2 separate regions of the Homo sapiens genome follow, and region 2 is linked to region 1. A link is a contact called in ENCODE Hi-C or POLR2A ChIA-PET data. All regions are on one chromosome and are shown on one strand. The core of a region is the stretch at or near the end of the contact, and the rest is flanking DNA. Distances in the headings are between cores, read along the strand shown.

Region 1 (3,772 bases), core at 503-3,002:
GGCCTCTGCGTCGGGGAGAGAGGCCTCTGCGTCGGGGACAGAGGCCTCTGCGTCGGGGACAGAGGCTCGGGAGGGTGCTTCAGGAGGAGCTGGAGAGGAAGGCCCAGAGCCTGGGGCAGGCTGAGGGACCTGGGCAGTTCCCTGGAGCATTGGAAACCCCTTGGGGGACTGGGTGGGTTGACATGAGCTGATCTGCACAGTGAGGCCATGCCAGCTGCAGCTCGGGGAGTGCGTTAGCCAGGAGCAAGCTTCCGATCATGCTTGGAAACCTGGCCTGAGTGCTCCCTCCCAGGTAGCCCCACCCTAGCCTCACTCCCTCACTCCTTGTGGCAGCATCTCCCCACAGGCCTGGTGGCCTGGTCATCTCCTCCTTCCCACAGCTTCTGTCCTACTCGATGTGCAGCCCAAGTCAAGATCGGGTGGTCTCCGTTTCCGCAGGTGTGCTGGGGTTTCTGGGGAACTGCTGGCTGGTGTGAGCTGAACGTGTGTGAGGTGTGTATGTGTGTGGTGTGTGGATGTTGGGTGTGCATGCTGTGGCATGTGGTGTGGGTGTGGTGTGTGCATGTGTGTGCACTTGTGCACTCTCTTTTCAGTAATTTAATTGCAGGTAGAGTAACAAGGTCTGAAGGAGAGACGGCACTGTCTGCTCATGGATGTCCCATTCAGCATTCTTGGCAACCAGTCATTTTACCCCTGGTTGGGCTCCTGCTTTGGTGGGAATGAGCATGTAGTTATCAGAGAGCAGAAGGCTGTTCCTGGAAATCTAACAGAAGGTCACACCCATGAGCATTTATAAGGAGGGTAGGGGAGGATTTAGAGCAGGAAAGGAATCTGCAAAGATCATCAGAATAAATATGCAATTCATTGAGACAATCCATATTTTACATCCATTAAGAGAAGATATTCAGAATTTCTTTTCACAAAAATAATGGTATAAGGGGAACATAAGCAGCTAATGTGTTTTTCATTGCTGAAAGGCAAAGTGAGTTAAGTTTTTAATTCTAGCAATTAAGTTTCTGTGTGTTCTCCTGAAGCACACCGTAAATGCACATCATTTCTAGGTGATTGTTATCTCACAGTGGACGCTTGGTGCCAGCGGTGGGTCAGCTTCAGCCTCCTAAATCACAGCCTCAGAGGCAGCCAGGGACACACGGCTCCCAGTGCCCAGCGATGAGGGAGGCCAGGAGCACTCCCAGGGCCTGGTGCTGCCCAGGGTGGCATCTTGGCACTTTGCAGTTGGAAGTGTGGACTTTTCTTCGAGGAAGTAGACACAGCACAGGCGCAAGGAGCGCTGGACAAGGGGTCAGATGGAAGCGTCCCTGGCCTCTGTGGACCTCAGCCTGCCTGTCAATAATATGTTCATTTCAGATTAGCTCAGTCCTCAACCTGCGCCTTCCTCCTGGTCATCCCAATGATAAACAGGCACCATTGGTCAGCCCACCCTCCCCCCAGGGCAGCTCCCAGGGGACCTTTGCAGACCCCAAGAAGGCCACAAAGCCAGTTTGGAAACTACTAGAAGAGATGGGCCCTGAAGGTTTGAAATCAGTGGAGGGATGGCTGCTAACTAAATAATGTGCAGGGGAGAGCAGGGAGGGACGGGCCAGGCTCAGGGTCGCGGTCAGCCACCGTGTGGCAGCAGGTGCTAGGGAAGGAAGCCAGCTGCAGGGGAGTGCCGAGTCCCCAGCGGAATGTGCCAGCCACTTGAGTTCTGGAACACGGTGTAGCACTCCTTGGGGGAACCGGCGTCTGCACCAGCCCATGGTCGGGAGGCAGGGGAGGCCTCATGGCTGGGCATGGGTGGGGCCCTCCGGGTGGCCTCCCATAGGTCAACTGCGAGAGGCTGGCGGCCACCCTGGCCAGTGGCCCTCCCAGCCTTGTCGAGCTGCAGGCAATGTCGTCGTTTCTGTCAGCTTTGCTCCTTTTCTCAGGGTTCTGGCTTTGGAAACGGGGCCCCCGGTCGGACCATTTGGCCTTGTGTCTGGGCTGATGCTGAGCAGCCACCCTCCTGGTTCTCTGATGCCGAGGGTCTCTTCCCAAAGCCACCTCTGGTCCCAATGCGAGTGCTGTATTTTCTGCCTCAGTGCAGCCTGCAGCATATTCAGCATTCCAGGCCGAAATCCAGTGGTGTTAACAAGAGGGATCTTTTAAAGTTAAATTAGAATTCACAGGACCCAGTAATTGAGGGCTAGAAAGAGCCTCGAATTTATTTGTGCACTTACAGGCTGCTCTTACCTTGTAGCCTCTATCCGGCTGTGGAGGTCACGTCTGGGCCGGGTGATGTACTCCATGGCAAACTGTCTGCTCCTGATGAAGGTACGTGGGTGGCCAAGCAGGGCTGCCATGTGATCTGGAAGAGCGGGGTCAGTGGGAGCCGCGAGGGAGCCGCTGGTATAATAGATGCTGGCAGGGACCGGCCGTGCAGAGAAGCCAGCTAAGTACTGGCTTAACAGGGAGCCCAGTGACACATTATGGGGCTATATGTACTTTATTTCTACTGCAAGAAATTTCAACAGAATGTAGAATTTAGATGATCAGATTTCATTATTGAAATGTGGGTCTAAATGATTTAATTAAAAGTATTGTTCATTTTCCCCCATTTTTCTCTGAACTCCATCCCCAGAAGGTGTCCTTTGTTCTCCCTATCTTCGTGGAGGGTGTTTTTTTCACCTCATGGTTTTGATTTTATGATTGATGCTTACAACACCTGAAGACAGGCTTCCCCACAAGACCTTCTTAGGACGTCACCCCAGAGCTCTCAGCCCGCAGGGAAACAGCTTAGAAATCAAGGAGCTGAACTGAGGCTGTCATCTGTTTTTCCGTGTCTCCTGGCTCTCGCCAGCCTGTGCAACGGTGTTTTTTGGCTCCTCTCTTTGTTTGGAACGCACCCCACACCTGGCTCACCTCCCACACTGGGCATCAGGGTGCCCTGTGTGGAGCTAGTGTCCCTGCAGCCAGCTGTGCGTACTGAGAGCTACTGCAGGAATCAGCTAGCAGCAGGCGCTCCGGAGCAGTGCTCGTAACACCTCCTGGGCTGTTCGAAGACAGCGACCTTAACTCCCACACCCATGCGGCTTTCATGGGGCCAAGGTCATTCCTGAGCTTGATTTTCAGCAAGGCAGAGCAGGCAATTTACCAGCGGAGAACTGTGCTCACGGGCTCTGTCATGAACCCTGAAGTGGCAGCCCTGCTTTATGCACGGACCCTGCAGCATCCCCAGAGGTGACTGTGACCCCGGGCACTGCTCCGAGCAGGCTGGGTGCGGGTATAGATTCACAGCCATCAGTGGCTCAGGCATTCCATCAGGAAGACGTGCAGCCCGCACCCCGGCTTTAGCGCAGCCCCAGTGCCCAGTGCGGGGCCGCTGCCTTTGCGCTTCTGCGTCTACGTCAGGCTGGACGCACAAGGAGACTCGGCGTCCTGTTCATCCTCGGTAGCAAGCGACCGTGACGCAGCCTCGCACTACTGCAAGCCTCAGCCTCCTCCTTAAAATAAGGGCATAGATCTGAGATCTCTGAAATCCCTCCCAGCTCTGACATTCACACAGCTCTCTCCTCTCCTTCAACACACTGGATAAAGGAAATTACGGTTTTCAAGTTCTGTGGTTTTGCTCAGAGCAGGTTTTTCTTCCGCTGCCACTCCTGAGATAGTCCCACTGAGGTCAGGTGGCCCGCACAGGTGCTTTGTTCTGGTCCTCACCCTCCTCCCACCCGCCCCCTTCCCTTCTCCAGCCCCCTCTGGCTTCTGCAGCAGGGCTTGCCCACCTCTGAGTGGG
Region 2 (3,772 bases), core at 405-2,904, 170 kb after region 1:
GTAGGGATTTGTGGATCACACTCTGCCATCCTGCGAGTAAGTGGTTCCAAGTCCCTGATATAGTAGTTATTCCTAAGTATTAGATTGATAGATTTACAGAGGGTCATTAAACATACATTGACTACCCCAGAGATATGGGGTTAAAGTCTGATAGACTCTTTTCATTTCTACCTCTTAAAGAATCTTAATCAAAGGATCCACAAACACAATGGTTTGCTGATCCAAGGCGGCAAGGATTCTCTATTAAAACCTCTGAGGAATTCCCTTCTCCCTCCCTCCTTTCTTCCTTCCTTCTCCCACTTAGAAGTGGCAGCAGGCTTTTTCAGGCTCCGAGGCCTGTCCCCACTGATGTTCAGGTGTAGGTCAGGCTTCCATGCTCAAGCAGGCCTCAGGTCCCTGCTGAGGGGTGGGCACGGATGGAGGGTGAGCCTGAGGCAGGATGTGCAGGACAGCGACTGCTGAGACAGCGTTCTTGGCTGCCTTGTGGTGGGTGGGGGGCCATGGACCCAGCCCAGGGCGGGGGTTAGGGAAGGCACTCGGGAGGCTACTCGTAATTCAGGGTTTCTGAAATCTGGAGACAGGGAGGGCTAGGAGTCCATAAAGGGATGTGGCATTTGGCATCCCAGGGAGTCAGCTTAGGGGAGGGGCGTTTAGCACTCAGGGGTCTACTCTGTGCCTCAGCTTGGACCCATGAGTTTGGAAAGTTTCTTTTCTTCTTTTTTACTTTTTTTTTTTTTTTTTTTGAGACAGAGTCTCACTCTCGCTCTGTTGTCAAGGCTGGAGTACAGTGGCATAATCTTGGCTCACTACAACCTCTGCCTCCCGGGTTCAAGTGATTCTCCTGCCTCAGCCTCCTGAGTATCTGGGATTACAGGCGCCCACCACCACGCCCGGCTAATTTTTGTATTTTTAGTGGAGACGGGGTTTCACCACATTGGCCACACTGGTCTTGAACTCCTGACCTCAAGAGATCCGCCTACCTTGGCCTCCCAAAGTGCCGGGATTATAGGCATGAGCCGCCATACCTGGCAGACTTTGCAAAGTTATTTAACATCTCTATTATCTGAGTTGTCAGGCAGGGATAGTCATAACATTGTATTTACTTTTTCCAGCAGTCACAGCCAGTCGTGACAGCTTCTGACATCTCCAAAAGGAAGTGCACCTCGTCCTTTGTAGAAATGGGATCACAGGGTAATGGATCTGGAAATCCCACCTTCACACTTAAGTTGGACCCTGAGATGCAGAGAATAGGCAACCACTCTTCCCATGGCCACATGGCTTGGACAGAACTGGAGCAGAAGCCCCATTTCTAGATGGACGTGGTTTGCTGGGAGGGAGGAATATTGTTAGGCACAATGCGGTCCCAGCCTCAGCTGAGCAGTGCAGAGACCACAGACGTGGAACCAGACAGTCCTGGGCTCGCTGGGCCTGTCTGTATCGTGGCTCCACCACCTGTCAGTTATGTCAGCTTCTGGAATCAGCTTCGTCTTCCCAAGCCCCCTTTTTCTGTACCTGTAAAATGGGGGGTGGGGGGTGGGGATCTACCTCCCATGACTCCCAGAAGGGTTAAATGGAAGGATAGACGCACAATGTCTTGGATGCGGCAGTTGCCTGGTGCCTGGTGGCCTGGTGGTTGCTGTTATTATTCTCCGTTTGCACAGAAGAAAGTCTGAGCCCTGGTGCTTTTGTTCATGGGAACTCACTAGGGAATGAGCATGACTTCCGGCCTCTGCAATAACCAACTGACATTCTTTCTGATAATCGTGGCTGTTTCCGTCAGCTGTAAGTGCTCTGTTCTGGATAATGTTTATTCTCAAGGACATTAGGTCAAAGAGAGAATGGAATATGTTTACAAGGACATTAGGTCAAAGAGAGAATGGAATAAACTTAGGACTTTTTATACACAACCTGGGATGAATCTCCTCCCTGAGACCTAGGACACCCTGGGCGCTCTGCCTGTGTGGTAGGCGGTGCCCGGGCCCCAGGGGGCGCAGATGGGCTGGGAACCAGGACCTCAGCCGCCACCACCCTCCACACCCTCCCTGGAGTCTCACTTTCCAGTGGGACACAGCCCTGCCAACTCCCCTGGCCCACTGGCTCTTCTGCCCGTGGGCTTGCTAGCTGGGTGCTAGTGGATAGCTTTCTAGCTCGTTGCAGCGGGGGCACAGTGGCAGTTCCCTGATGACCGGTCACGAACATCTGTGGCTTCCATGGCATTATGCTGTGGAGACTCACCTGGAGAAAAACAGTGACCTCTGCGGGAACTTGGGGGCCAAGACTTCCTGGTTTCTAGGGTCCTGGGAACCACTGCAGTCCTGGGCAAACTGGGGGCTGCAACTCAACTTCGCCTGGGCATGATGACGCTGGTCACGATGCTGTGCATGACGACACTGGGCACGATGATGGGGGGCATGATGACGGGGGGCATGACGATGGGGTGGATCTGGGCATGATGATGCTGGGCAAGATGATGGCATGGTGATGCTGGGCACAACGCTGGGCACGACGATGGGCACAACGATGAGCATGATGGGGTGGATCTGGGCACAATGACACTGGGCATGATGATGGAGGGCACGATGAGCACGACGATGGGGTGGATCTGGGCATAATAACGGTAGATCGGGGCATGATGATGCTGGGCATGACACTGGGCATGATGACGGTCTGCATCTGGGCATGATGGCTCTGGGCACAACGATGCTGGGCATGAAGATGGGACACGATGATGGGGTGGATCTGGGCATAATGACTCTGGGCACGATGACGCTGAGCACAGTGACGCTGGGCACGATGACGGTGGATCTAGGTATGACGATGCTGGGCATGATGATGGTAGATCTAGGTATGACGATGCTGGGCATGACAACAGCGTGAATCTGGGCACGACGATGCTGGGCACAATGCTGCACACGATGATGCTGGGCATAACACTGGGCGTGATGACAAAGTGGGTCTCAGCACCTGTCCCAGTGCTTCTTGAAGGGGCTCCTGAAGGGGAGGAGCATCCCTGGGAAGAGCGGGACCTGGGTGTGACAGCCCTGCTCCCATGCCAGCCCTGCTGTTGCCCAGCCTGTGGCCACTCCAAACCATTGTTTTCAACTTCTGACATCAAAATCACAGCCTTCACAGGGCGTTGCTGCCATGAGTGGGCCTGGGGTCTGCAGATCCGCTCTCATCCTTGCGTCTTCAGGTCCTAGCATGAGACCTGACGTTTGGAAGGCCCTCCATCCACTGTTGGAAAAATATCCTGAGGTTTCATATCTTCAAATACCTCTGCAATCTGTGGGTGATCCCAGTCTATGGCCAAGGGCCCCCCATCTGTGTCATCCTCCCTTCCCCAGGTGAAGCGGCTGCCCCGCAGGGTTCTAGAGAGCTGGTCTGTGGGACGAGGCTTCCGGCCATGCTGGGCGGGGGCTGTGTTCTCTGCCTATCTATGGAGGTGGGGCTCTGCTTCAGGTTTCTCCAGGGGCTCTCATTTAAATGCAGCTGCTGGCCCAGGAGGGCGGCCTGAGACCCTGCACTGGTCTTAACAGCACCCAGGTGCTGCTGCTGCCAGCCTGGGCTGTCCCCATTGGTGGGGGTCCAGATGCCTCTGCTTCCGCAAAGTGCATGCTCTGCACATGGGGACCTGGCTGCAGTGGGGGCTGCCCTGAACAGGCTGGCTGGGTGTGCGCTGGGGCTTTGAGGGAGTGTCCTGTTGGGAAAGTGAGACCCCCCACCCCCCATTCGAGGAGGTGGTGCGGTTGGATGGCCTATTCTGAGATAAAAA

The links. Hi-C counts contacts between places; a loop is a spot of excess contacts on that map. ChIA-PET counts read pairs that join two places held with the same protein, here RNA polymerase II (POLR2A). Pooled maps may share reads with other maps.
Region 2: a loop to region 1 is called in a pooled map, with 2.2 times the contacts of the local background. The contact joins two enhancer-like sites. A Hi-C loop is called at or near these places in 2 of 50 pooled maps. POLR2A ChIA-PET finds 5 or more read pairs at or near these places in 3 of 52 experiments (HepG2, MCF 10A and Panc1).

Annotation. Positions count from the first base shown.
Region 1 is chr2:3,458,024-3,461,795 of GRCh38, forward strand. TRAPPC12 (trafficking protein particle complex subunit 12) reads left to right here. Exons shown (of 12, transcript NM_016030.6): 8 at 2,240-2,313. Among named protein-coding and RNA genes, the nearest start is that of TRAPPC12-AS1, 23 kb to the right of the region's middle. RefSeq lists enhancers at 1,799-2,312, 2,665-3,532. Within about 2 kb of position 1,753, at least 8 of the 41 ENCODE cell types and tissues checked have a DNase peak (open chromatin) inside an H3K27ac peak, as active enhancers do.
Region 2 is chr2:3,624,902-3,628,673 of GRCh38, forward strand. All of the region lies in intron 3 of COLEC11 (collectin subfamily member 11), which reads left to right. Among named protein-coding and RNA genes, the nearest start is that of ALLC, 31 kb to the right of the region's middle. RefSeq lists an enhancer at 2,626-3,337. Within about 2 kb of position 1,655, at least 4 of the 41 ENCODE cell types and tissues checked have a DNase peak (open chromatin) inside an H3K27ac peak, as active enhancers do.